Linked DNA regions of Homo sapiens: region 2 is linked to region 1. Evidence: chromatin loops called from intact Hi-C (ENCODE). Cell type or tissue: heart right ventricle. All regions are shown on one strand. Each heading gives the region's core, and the rest is flanking DNA. Links, peaks and the distances in the headings are about the cores only.

Region 1 (5,368 bases), core at 195-5,194:
GCCTAATTTTGTATTTTCAGTAGAGACGGGGTTTCTCCATGTTGGTCACGCTGGTCTCTAACTCCCAACCTCAGGTGATCCGCCCGTCTCAGCCTTCCAAAATGTTGGGATTACAGGCATGAGCCACTGCGCCTGGCTGTGGCTCTTTTTTTGATGTGATAAGAACACTTAACAGGAGATCTACCCTCAACAAATTTTAAGTTAACTCCATTAGTCTTTTTCTTTTTTTTTTGAGACAGAGTTTCACTCTTGTTTCTCAGGCTGGAGTACAGTGGTGTGATCTTGGCTCAGTGCAACCTCTGCCTCCTGGGTTCAAGCGATTCTCCTGTCTCAGCCTCCTGAGTAGCTGGGATTACAGGCGTCCGCCACTATGCCTGGCTAATTTTTGGTATTTTTAGTAGAGACGGGGTTTCACCATGTTGGCCAAGCTGGTCTTGAACTCCTGACCTCAGGTGATCCGCCCGCCTCAGCCTCCCAAAGTGCTGGGATTACAGGCGTGAGCCACCCTGCACCCAGCCAACTCCATTACTCTTTTTCAAGTTTGCTTATTGGCAGTCAGCCCCTTGGAACTTCAAAATTAAGGAACAGATCCTGGGCTATGATGCCCTCTACCCACACCACAGGTCCAGCCCAATGTCCTGAACAGGTCCTGCTCCTTCCTTCTGACACTTTTTATTTTTAACTCCATAAGGCCTGAGCTTGGGCTGAAACAGAAACAAAATGTGCTTCATCTGATGTTCTGCTCTGTCTATATCCACAGTTTAATAACGGCGCAGGCTTTGGAGTCAGGCAAGCCTTGGTTTAAATCCTCAACTTGCCTTAGTTTATGTGACTTCTTTGAGCCTTTGTTTCTTTTACGCAAAATGGTGATAATCCCCTTCTTGCAGTGTTGTGAAAACTGAGATATGTACACAAAGCACCTAGGCCATGGTATGTGCTTAATAAATGGTGGCTGTGCTTGGTGTTACCTGACTCTCTACTCATCCTTTGGGATTTGGGTGCCTGCCTGTCCGTCCAGATGTCCTTGAGATCTCACGAGTTCTCTTTGAGTGCAAAGACCTCATTCTCATTATCAAACCAGGCTGGTCCCAGACCTCAGAGTTCAGGTCTTCATGCTGGAATCCTGGGAAGCACTGAACGTGGAGTCAGGAGATGTGGGTTTGAGTCCTGAGATTTGCTGTGACTTCATCTGGAAGATGGGGTTTTGATACCTTTTTTAAAGGTATGAAATGATGATGATGGAAGTGTTTTGTGCCTAGAAAGGCATTTGTTGCATCTCAGGCATTCTTTTCATTCTGACCACCCAGATCTGACCCTGGCTGTGCCCATCTGTAACTCTCTGGCTATCATCTTCACACTGATTGTTGGGAAGGCCCTTGGAGAAGATATTGGTGGAAAACGTAAGTTAGACTACTGCGAGTGCGGGACGCAGCTCTGTGGATCTCGACATACCTGTGTTAGTTCCTTCCCAGAACCCATCTCCCCAGAGTGGGTGAGGACACGGCCTTTTCCCATCCTGCCCTTTCCTCTGCAGCTGTTTTGCTTCCTTGTGGCCATCAGAGTTCCCTTCCCCTGGACAGTCTGGAGAAAGACAGAGGCTGGGGTTTGGGATTGAAGACCAGACCCCATCTGAGCCCTTCCTCCAGCCCTGTACCAGCTCCTACTGGCATGGCTGAGCTCAGACCCTCCTGATTTCTGCCTATTATCCCAGGAGCAGTTGCTGGCATGGTGCTCACCGTGATAGGAATTTCACTCTGCATCACAAGCTCAGTGAGTAAGACCCAGGGGCAACAGTCTACCCTTTGAGTGGGCCGAACCCACTTCCAGCTCTGCTGCCTCCAGGAAGCCCCTGGGCCATGAAGTGCTGGCAGTGAGCGGATGGACCTAGCACTTCCCCTCTCTGGCCTTAGCTTCCTCCTCTCTTATGGGGATAACAGCTACCTCATGGATCACAATAAGAGAACAAGAGTGAAAGAGTTTTGTAACCTTCAAGTGCTGTTCAGCTGCGGGGATTTAGCACAGGAGACTCTACGCTCACCCTCAGCAACCTTTCTGCCCCAGCAGCTCTCTTCCTGCTAACATCTCAGGCTCCCAGCCCAGCCACCATTACTGTGGCCTGATCTGGACTATCATGGTGGCAGGTTCCATGGACTGCAGAACTCCAGCTGCATGGAAAGGGCCAGCTGCAGACTTTGAGCCAGAAATGCAAACGGGAGGCCTCTGGGACTCAGTCAGAGCGCTTTGGCTGAATGAGGGGTGGAACCGAGGGAAGAAGGTGCGTCGGAGTGGCAGATGCAGGAAATGAGCTGTCTATTAGCCTTGCCTGCCCCACCCATGAGGTAGGCAGAAATCCTCACTGCCAGCCCCTCTTAAACAGGTAGAGAGCTGTGAGCCCCAGCCCCACCTGACTCCAGCACACCTGGCGAGTAGTAGCTGTCAATAAATCTATGGTAAACAGACAAGAGGTTAGTAAGTATTCTTTTATTGTGACAAACCCTCTCCCAGGCTTAGTCAGCTACTCCTTTCTCTGGCCAGAGAATCCCATAAGGAAATAGCCCCCACAGCCAGGGCTGCTCTGCTCAGAGGAAGGGAAGGCTGGGCTGTGGGTTTAGGAGCAGGAGAACGGGGAGGGCTGAGGAGGCCGCAGTGTACCCTGTGAGCCCAGCGGAGGTGCTGGCTCCTGAGGAACAAGCTGCTGGAGGCTAAGGACAAAAGGTGGCCAGAGTAGTGGTCCCCAGTTGCCCTCTGGAGCTGCTGGCTCTCAAGATGGCAGAGCTGGGGCTGAGGCTGAGATAGCAGCCCCAGCCCCAGGCTGGTTTTCCAGGGACAAGGCCTCTTCCACTATCTGTGCTGCCCTCTGCAGGAGGTGGAAGGCCATACAGAATGGAGCCGTGAGTATGGCCAGCCTCCAGCTCTCAGCCAGGAGGTCCCCAACCCCAAGGAAGGAAGAAACTGGAAATTAGGAACTGCTTCCTCATTTAACAAGGTAGGAAGTTAGGAGATCATTTACTTTCAATCACAAGGGAGGAGAACTGTTCCTGGGGCCCAAGGCTGCCAGTTTCCAGCTCAGAGCTCCTCCCACCCCAACATACTGTTTCCTGATCCAACAGCTTACCTGATCCAAGGGCTCCTCTGTCTGAGTGTCTTCATCATCTGCTACTTCCAGGGCCCCCGCTGTCTCCTTCCTTCGGTGGGGAGCTCCATATACTCCTATAACTCCTAAAGAGGGGAGGCAGCACTGGGTGATGCCCAGGCTGAAGAGCCCTCAGCATTCCTGCCCTGGACCTTCATGCTAGCCCCTTTCCCTCCCCTGAACCTGGTTCTGCATTCCCCACCACCTCCCAGGATGGCAAGGAAGTGAGAGGTGGGCCTTTGGTCCCACCCCCATCCCCTCTATATCCCACCCCTGAAGTCTTATCGCTTTAAGCACTGCCCTTTCCAGGTGCTTCTTTTCATGTGATGAGGCCCTGTGAAGAAGGGACAGGATATACAGACGGGGGCAGCTGGAGACAGTTATGATGAGGTCAGTACCAGCTTTTTTTTTTTTTACGGGCAGTCTCCTGAGCCACAGTAGGTTCAGACTCCTTTATCTTTTTTTTTTTTTTCCAGTGCCGGCTTTGTGTCTGAGCATTCTGCTCCCATGGACATCCCCAACAACAGCAGGGACCAACCTATGTCACTGTCAAAGGGCAGCTGAGAAGGGCCTGAGCCCCAGGGACCCCTCACCTGATGGGAATGAGAGTGTGGGGAGCTTGCTTCTTGGCTGAATGGTCTGCTGGGGTCTGGCATAGAAAGCAGATGGCTTAATTCGGTCTGGTTCCTTTGGAGAGGGCTGGGTTACCTGGGCCCTGTGGCCTTGGGCCTAGAGAAGGGACACTGGGCTTGGACCCTGATTGCTGGCCATTCTTACCTTTCCTACTCCCCAGTTCAGGCTTCAGAGAGCCCCTGACGCCTGCAGGAACATGGCAGAGGAGACACCGTCTGTCTTCACAAAGTACGTCCTCCCTCCTTGCTGCCTCTTCCCACCAGCCTGACTTATCCAGGGACAGAGCAGTAGATGCCTGGCACTCCTCGATGCCCAGTGAAACCAGACTGTGCTTCCCCACCCCCACCACCATGCCCCATGCTCACTGGCTCATTTCTTGGGAGGGCTTAGAGCTGGATAATATAAGTTCCCTTGGACCCTGCTGTGCCAAATATACCAATTCTCTCTCCCAGCGTCCAACCTAGCAAGAAGGTATTAAGTCCTGCAAATCAGATGAGAATTCTGGTCTGGCCCCTGCCACTCAATAACTCTGTCACCCTGAACAAATCACTTCACTTTTTTTTTTTTTTTTTTTTTTTTTGAGACTTGAGTCTTACTCTCTCACCCAGGCTGGAGTGCAGTGGTGTGATCTCAGCTCACCACAACCTCCGCCTCCCAGGTTCAAGTGATTCTCCTGCCTCAGCCTCCCAAGTAGCTGGGACTACAAGCACCCACCACCATGCCCAGCTAATTTTTTTGTACTTTTAGTAGAGATGGGGTTTTACCATGTTGGCCAGGCTGGTCTTGAACTCCTGACCTCAGGTAATTCACTCTCCTCAGCCTCCCAAAGTGCTGGGATTACACGTGTGAGCCATCGTGCCCAAGGCCCACTTCACTTTTCAGCTTCAGTTTCCACCTCTGGAAAATGGGGATAATCTTTCTTTCACAAGATTATTAAGAGTGGCCAGGCGAGGTGGCTCACGACTGTAATCCCAGCACTTTGGGAGGCTGAGGTGGGCAGATCACCTGAGGGAGTTTGAGACCAGCCTGACCAACATGGAGAAACCCTGTCTCTACTAAAAATTAAAAAAATTAGCCGGGTGTGGCTGAGCGCGGTGGCTCACGCCTGTAATCCCAGCACTTTGGGAGGCTGAGGTGGGCTGATCACGAGGTCAGGAGATCGAGACCATCCTGGCTAACACGGTGAAACCCCGTCTCTACTAAAAATACAAAAAAAATTAACCGGGCATGGTGGTGGGTGCCTGTAGTCCCAGCTGCTCGGGAGGCTGAGGCAGGAGAATGGCATGAACCCGGGAGGCGGAGCTGGCAGTGAGCCAAGATTGCGCCACTGCATTCCAGCCTGGGCAACAGAGCGAGACTCCATCTCAAAAAAAAAAAAAAAAAAAAAAATTAGCCGGGTGTGGTGGCACATACCTGTAATCCCAGCTACTCGGGAGGCTGAGGCAGGAGAATCACTTGAACCCAGAAGGTGGAGGTTGCAGTGAGCTGAGATTGTGCTATTGCACTCCAGCCTGAGCAACAAGAGTGAAACTCCGTCTCAAAAAAAAAAAAAAAAATTATTAAGAGGATGCAGGCTGGGCATAGTGTAATCACAGCACTTTG
Region 2 (5,368 bases), core at 216-5,215, 160 kb before region 1:
ATCGGTATTTCTATAAAGTCCATCAGTTAGAGCAGGTATGCTGGTCTAGCATGGGGAGGTCCCCACTCAACCCTGGGGGAAGCAGGCTGGATTTATTGAGAGAAGAAAGGGATACAGGGTGCCAAGAGTTGTGGGATCAGGACCAGGGTCTAGGAAGAGGGTGCCCTGACTGCCTGTGGCCTTCTGCTCCCCCACATTCAGGAGCAGGCCCGGAGGGACGCCCTGAAGCAGCGGGCGGAACAGAGCATCTCTGAAGAGCCCGGCTGGGAGGAGGAGGAAGGTAAGAGGCGTTGAGAGGTGAGGGGCAAGTGTCACATCTGTGCGGGACGCTCTGGGCTGGGCCATGCTCTCTGAAGCCTGGAGAGACTTGGTGCCCATCAGGGAAGAGTAGGGAACAAGCACATTGTATGTGTGAGGATAGGCGGAGCTAACAAGGGGATATTGAACAAGGCTAGTGGAATTCCGATTTAGCTACAGAAATCACATGTGTCAGTTGGTGTAGATTCCCCTGCCAGCCCATGAACCAGCTGCCGCTTAGTCACTGGGGAGCTTCTTGAAAATCCAGATTCCTTTCCCCACCTTCTAAAGAAGACTGTAAAGATGCGGCCAGACATGTATTTTAAACAAGTTCCCTGGTAATATTAATGCCCAGGCTGGTTTGGGAACCACTGAGTTAGGGAGGGAGCTGAGCATCTTCTACCTGTAGCTCAGCTTAGAACAGCATGTTGAAGCCTTCTGGATGATATAATATTAACGCATTTCTTGTTTACACCATATGTCCAGGCTGCCCTAAGAGCTCTACACAGAGTCCTTACCACAACCCCATTACCCCTCTTAAGGATAAAAGTAAGTTAAGAGTAAGTTAAAAGTTAGGTGGCTTGCCCAATCATACACCTAGGATGTAGCAGAGTCCAACCTGAACCCAAAACTGACTCACTTCTGAGCCTTGGCTTTCTAATCCATAACAGCCCCTTGGACTGCATTGCTGGAAGCCCACCAGGCATTAGGCCCCAGGGCTAAACAGGACTTTGACTAGCAGGGACTGTCTGCAGAAGCGTTGTGATGGCGAAGGGGTGAGCTGAATGACACTATTGAGTCTTTTTTTTTTCGTTTTGAGGCAGAGTCTCACTCTGTCATCCAGGCTGGAGTGCAGTGGCGCAATCTCCGCCCACTGCAACCACCGCCTCCCGGGTTCAAGCGATTCTCCTGCCTCAGCCTCCCAAGTAGCTGGGATTACAGGCACGTGCCACCACACCCAGCTAATATTTTTTGTATTTTTAGTAGAGATGGGGTTTCACCGTGTTGGCCAGGCTGGTCTCAAAAACTCCTGACCTCAGGTGATCCACCCGCCTCATCCTCCCAAAGTGGTGGGATTACAGGTGTGAGCCACCATGCCCGGCTTGAGTCTTGATCAGAGTACACTTTGGCAGGAACTTGAGAGCTCCAAGGTTGTCTTATGGCTGGCCAGGTTACATTTCCCTCTTGCCCCTCCCTTTCTCTCTCTACAGAGGAGCTCATGGGCATTTCACCCATATCTCCAAAAGAGGCAAAGGTTCCTGTGGCCAAAATTTCTACATTCCCTGAAGGAGAACCTGGCCCCCAGAGCCCCTGTGAAGAGAATCTGGTGACTTCAGTTGAGCCCCCAGCAGAGGTGACTCCATCAGAGAGCAGTGAGAGCATCTCCCTCGTGACACAGATCGCCAACCCGGCCACTGCACCTGAGGCACGAGTGCTACCCAAGGACCTGTCCCAAAAGCTGCTAGAGGCATCCTTGGAGGAACAGGGCCTGGCTGTGGATGTGGGTGAGACTGGACCCTCACCCCCTATTCACTCCAAGCCCCTAACGCCTGCTGGCCACACCGGCGGCCCAGAGCCCAGGCCTCCAGCCAGAGTAGAGACTCTGAGGGAGGAGGCGCCCACAGACTTACGGGTGTTTGAGCTGAACTCGGATAGTGGGAAGTCTACACCCTCCAACAATGGAAAGAAAGGTAGGTCTGGAGGTCCAAGCCCAGAGGGTTGTGTGCGGTCAGGGCCACCTCCTGAGGCAGATTTGTCTCCTTGTCCCTTGTTAGGATACTATGAGCAGATTTTTTTTCGTTTCTGATAATGATGACAGCTGCTATATATTGACTATTTGCTAACATATTTCATTCTAAGTTGCACAACATCTCTGAAATAAGAATGCATCTTCAATTGTTGGCATCTTAAGAGTCAACAAAACAAGTTTGATGCCAGATCCCATGCTAAATATGTTATATGGCACCTAATTTCTCAGTATTATTGTCCTCATTTTACAAATGAAAAAAAGTGAGGCCCAAAAATATTAGGTAACTTGCCCAAGTTCACATGGCCAGGAGGCCCAGATTCAGACCCAGGGCTGTCTGACTCCAAGCCCATGCCCTTAACTAGCACACTGTGCCAATTTCTATCTTTTTGGACAATTTAACCTTACCCTGGCTTGGGAATCCCAGTGACATTGATGTTAAGGGTCTTCTTCCTGTGTAACCTTAGGAAAGTCATTCAGCTTCCCCAAGCCTTCGTTATTATGAAATATATAAACAAAACTCATACCTACAGTTTAAAGAAGAAATAATGAACACCCATGAATTTACAGCGACCCAGCTTGAGTAATGGAGCTTCAGTTTCTTATCTGTGTAATGGAATTTTAGACTGGAGACTCTGAGTTTATGTCAAAGAGCAACCTCTGTAACTGCAGGAATTAAAGGACAAGGATAGCCTTGGTGTCAGTCAGCCTTTTTGCCACATCCAAAATACCACTTCAGGGACGGCTGATTATCACTAAGAACCCCCCCTCCAGTCCCCCCACCACCTGTACACTTCACACACACATCCTCCTGTCTTTGCTAACACTCAGCACCAGCCACAGCCACAAAGCTTGCCCAGCAGGTAAGGCCTGGCCTGCTGGTGTAGTAAGGGACTGGTTTGCCACAGTGGATGGGAAATGGACCCCACCCCACCCCTAACCTATTCCCTGATGGAAACCATAGAGTTTCCAGTCTCCAACCCAGTGTCTCCCTTCTGACTTTGATCAATGAGGTCATCCATTGGGCTCCTACCTGGTTTTTATTGTTTTTTTTTTGAGGCGGAGTCTCACTGTCGCCTAGGCTGGAGTGCAGTGGCGCGATCTCGGCTCACTGCAACCTCCGCCTCTCAGGTTCGCGCCATTCTCCTGCCTCAGCCTCCCGAGTAGCTGGGACTACAGGCGCATGCTATCATGCCCGGCTAATTTTTTGTATTTTTAGTAGAGATGGGGTTTCACTGTGTTAGCCAGGATGGTCTCGATCTCCTGACCTTGTGATCTGCCTGCCTCGGCCTCCCAAAGTGCTGTGATTACAGGCGTGAGCCACCGTGCCCGGCCTGAGCTCCTACCTGTTCTTTATGAGACACTGAGTGGGAGAGGGGCAGAAGCCGCAGCCTTTGTGAGGAAGCATAAAGCAGGGTGGGCCAGTCTGGTACTGGAGGAGTTCAGAGAAAGAAGGAATCTCTGGACATCTGCGGTGCTTCACTGAGGAGACAAGCCTCGTATAGGAGAGTTGGTGAGTTTGGGGCAGGTGCAGGGGAGTGGTAGTCTAAGCTGAGGAGGCCTACAAAGACTAGCTAGCAAAGGGCATGGGGCATGTTTAAGGCGCGGTGACCTAAACCCACTCTTCTGTATTCTCTCCCAGGAGAAGGAGGTACAAGAAGGGTGAGTGGGTTGACTCAGAAATAGAACTTCAGAATTTAAAACCTTAAGCTGGATTCAGAAGGTTGGCCTTGGGGCCATAAAGCAGCAGAGCATGGATGCTAAGGCTGTGGGTTCTGGAGTTCAGACAGTTCTGGGTTCAAATCCCAACTTTGTTCATAAGTCATGTGACTTCAGAAAGATTACTAATCTTCTCTAAGCCTTTGTTTGCTCCTCCATAAACGGGATAATTGTTTCATGATAGATCCTCAGTCAGAGCAGAATTAAGTAGAGCCCTGCTTTGGGGAAATGAAAATAGAGGTAACATTCTCTGAGCACTTTCTCTGTGTCTAGATCTGTGCTAAGCACAGATGCATATGCACAGTAATATGCATATTACTCAATCCTTACAAAAGCCCTGTGAGATCTGTGTACTTTTTCTCATATTTCTAGTGGTAGGAACCTGAGATCAGTGACCCACCCAGTAAATATTTCAGTGTGAAATAGTCCTGTAGAAGAGGGAGGAGTAGGTGGTGGGCCTGACAGGTGTAATAGGGTTGCTGGGTGGATGGTCCCAGGGCCCACTGAGGTTGTGATTGTAGGTTTTAAGTGAGACCATCAACATGTTGTATTTTTGTTCAGCCATATTCAGTTGCTCAGGTGCAGGAACAGAGCAGATGGGGAGTTGGATCTAATTAGGTTCAAGTTTAGCCAGGTAAAATCAGTTGATGAAAAGAAGAAAGTCCGCTGGGCACAGTGGCTCACACCTATAATTGCAGTACTTAAGGGAGGCTGAGGCAGGTGGATCGCTTGAGCCCAGGAGTTTAAGACCAGCCCTGGCATTGTGATGAAACCCCATCTCTACAGAAAATACAAAAAATTAGCCAGATGTGGTGGCACGTGCCTGTAGTCCCAGCTACTCGGGAGGCTGAGGTGGGAGGATCACCTGAGTGGGGAGGTTGAGGCTGCAGTGAGTTGAGATTGCTGCACTGCCCTCCAGCCTGGGTGACAGAGCTGAGACCCTGTCTCAAAAAAATAGGAAAGAAAAGAAAGTATATGCAAGAAGTGATAAGAATGATGCCTCATGGAATCTGAGCTGAGTACGGGAGAGAATGAGGGATAGTGAAACAGTTGGAGGGTTACAAATTATAGGTTTCATTTGGAATTGGGCTACAAAGGGTGATCAGAAAAAATCAGTAGTGGTTGGAGACTGGATGGAATTGAAATTACAGGAGAGGTAAACATAAGCTCTTAACTACTCTGCTATGCTGCCTCTGCTGCCCTCAGGGCCTGTGAAAGGAGAGGCTGAGGATGTGCTATAGAAGACTCACAAGAAACAACCGTAGTCAGGTGGGAGGAAGCCAGAGTCTTGGACTAGGCTGGAACAGTGGGAACAGAGTAGAAGAAATAAAAAGAAGAATGGGGGCTTGGAGACAAAGTGACTCCTTTTTCCTGTTGGGCCCAAGTCCTAGGGTGACATAAGGCTTGGTCTCTGGGTATAGCAGAGTCTCTTGGGGTACCCTAGCCAAAGGGTTTTACTGGTTCCCAGGGTGATCCCTGTCATCGCAGAGCTGCTTTCCACCTATGTTTTGTCACAGCATTCGTCTGTTCTGAGAGACTGGACTTCTTTCTGCAGAGAAGGGGAGGAGAGATTGGGGCAGGCCTGTGGCCTGGAAGGAGCCTGGA

What was found. Hi-C counts contacts between places; a loop is a spot of excess contacts. Peaks named below come from ENCODE experiments on the same cell type or tissue, not always from the same donor. Only the 100,000 strongest peaks of a DNase experiment are listed, where the experiment ranks them.
Region 2: it touches region 1 in a loop (2.1-fold over the local background); 16 of 110 quality-filtered maps call a loop at or near these places.

What each region holds. Positions count from the first base shown.
Region 1 is chr1:32,213,291-32,218,658 of GRCh38, reverse strand. DCDC2B (doublecortin domain containing 2B) reads right to left here. Exons shown (of 9, transcript NM_001099434.2): 7 at 3,727-3,862; 8 at 3,116-3,219; 9 at 2,467-2,857. The coding sequence ends at 2,762. TMEM234 (transmembrane protein 234) reads left to right here. Exons shown (of 5, transcript NM_019118.5): 4 at 1,308-1,400; 5 at 1,712-2,459. The coding sequence ends at 1,806. Among named protein-coding and RNA genes, the nearest start is that of TMEM234, 6.4 kb to the left of the region's middle. RefSeq lists an enhancer at 1,715-2,914. In heart right ventricle, for the core only: CTCF peaks have their summits at 2,658 and 2,857 (motif pointing left); a DNase peak (open chromatin) is centred at 2,873; H3K27ac peaks cover 522 bases.
Region 2 is chr1:32,372,882-32,378,249 of GRCh38, reverse strand. It overlaps BSDC1 (BSD domain containing 1), which reads left to right. Exons shown (of 11, transcript NM_018045.8): 7 at 1-35; 8 at 202-280; 9 at 1,509-1,988. Among named protein-coding and RNA genes, the nearest start is that of TSSK3, 13 kb to the right of the region's middle. In heart right ventricle, for the core only: no CTCF peak of the experiment used is centred there; no DNase peak of the experiment used is centred there.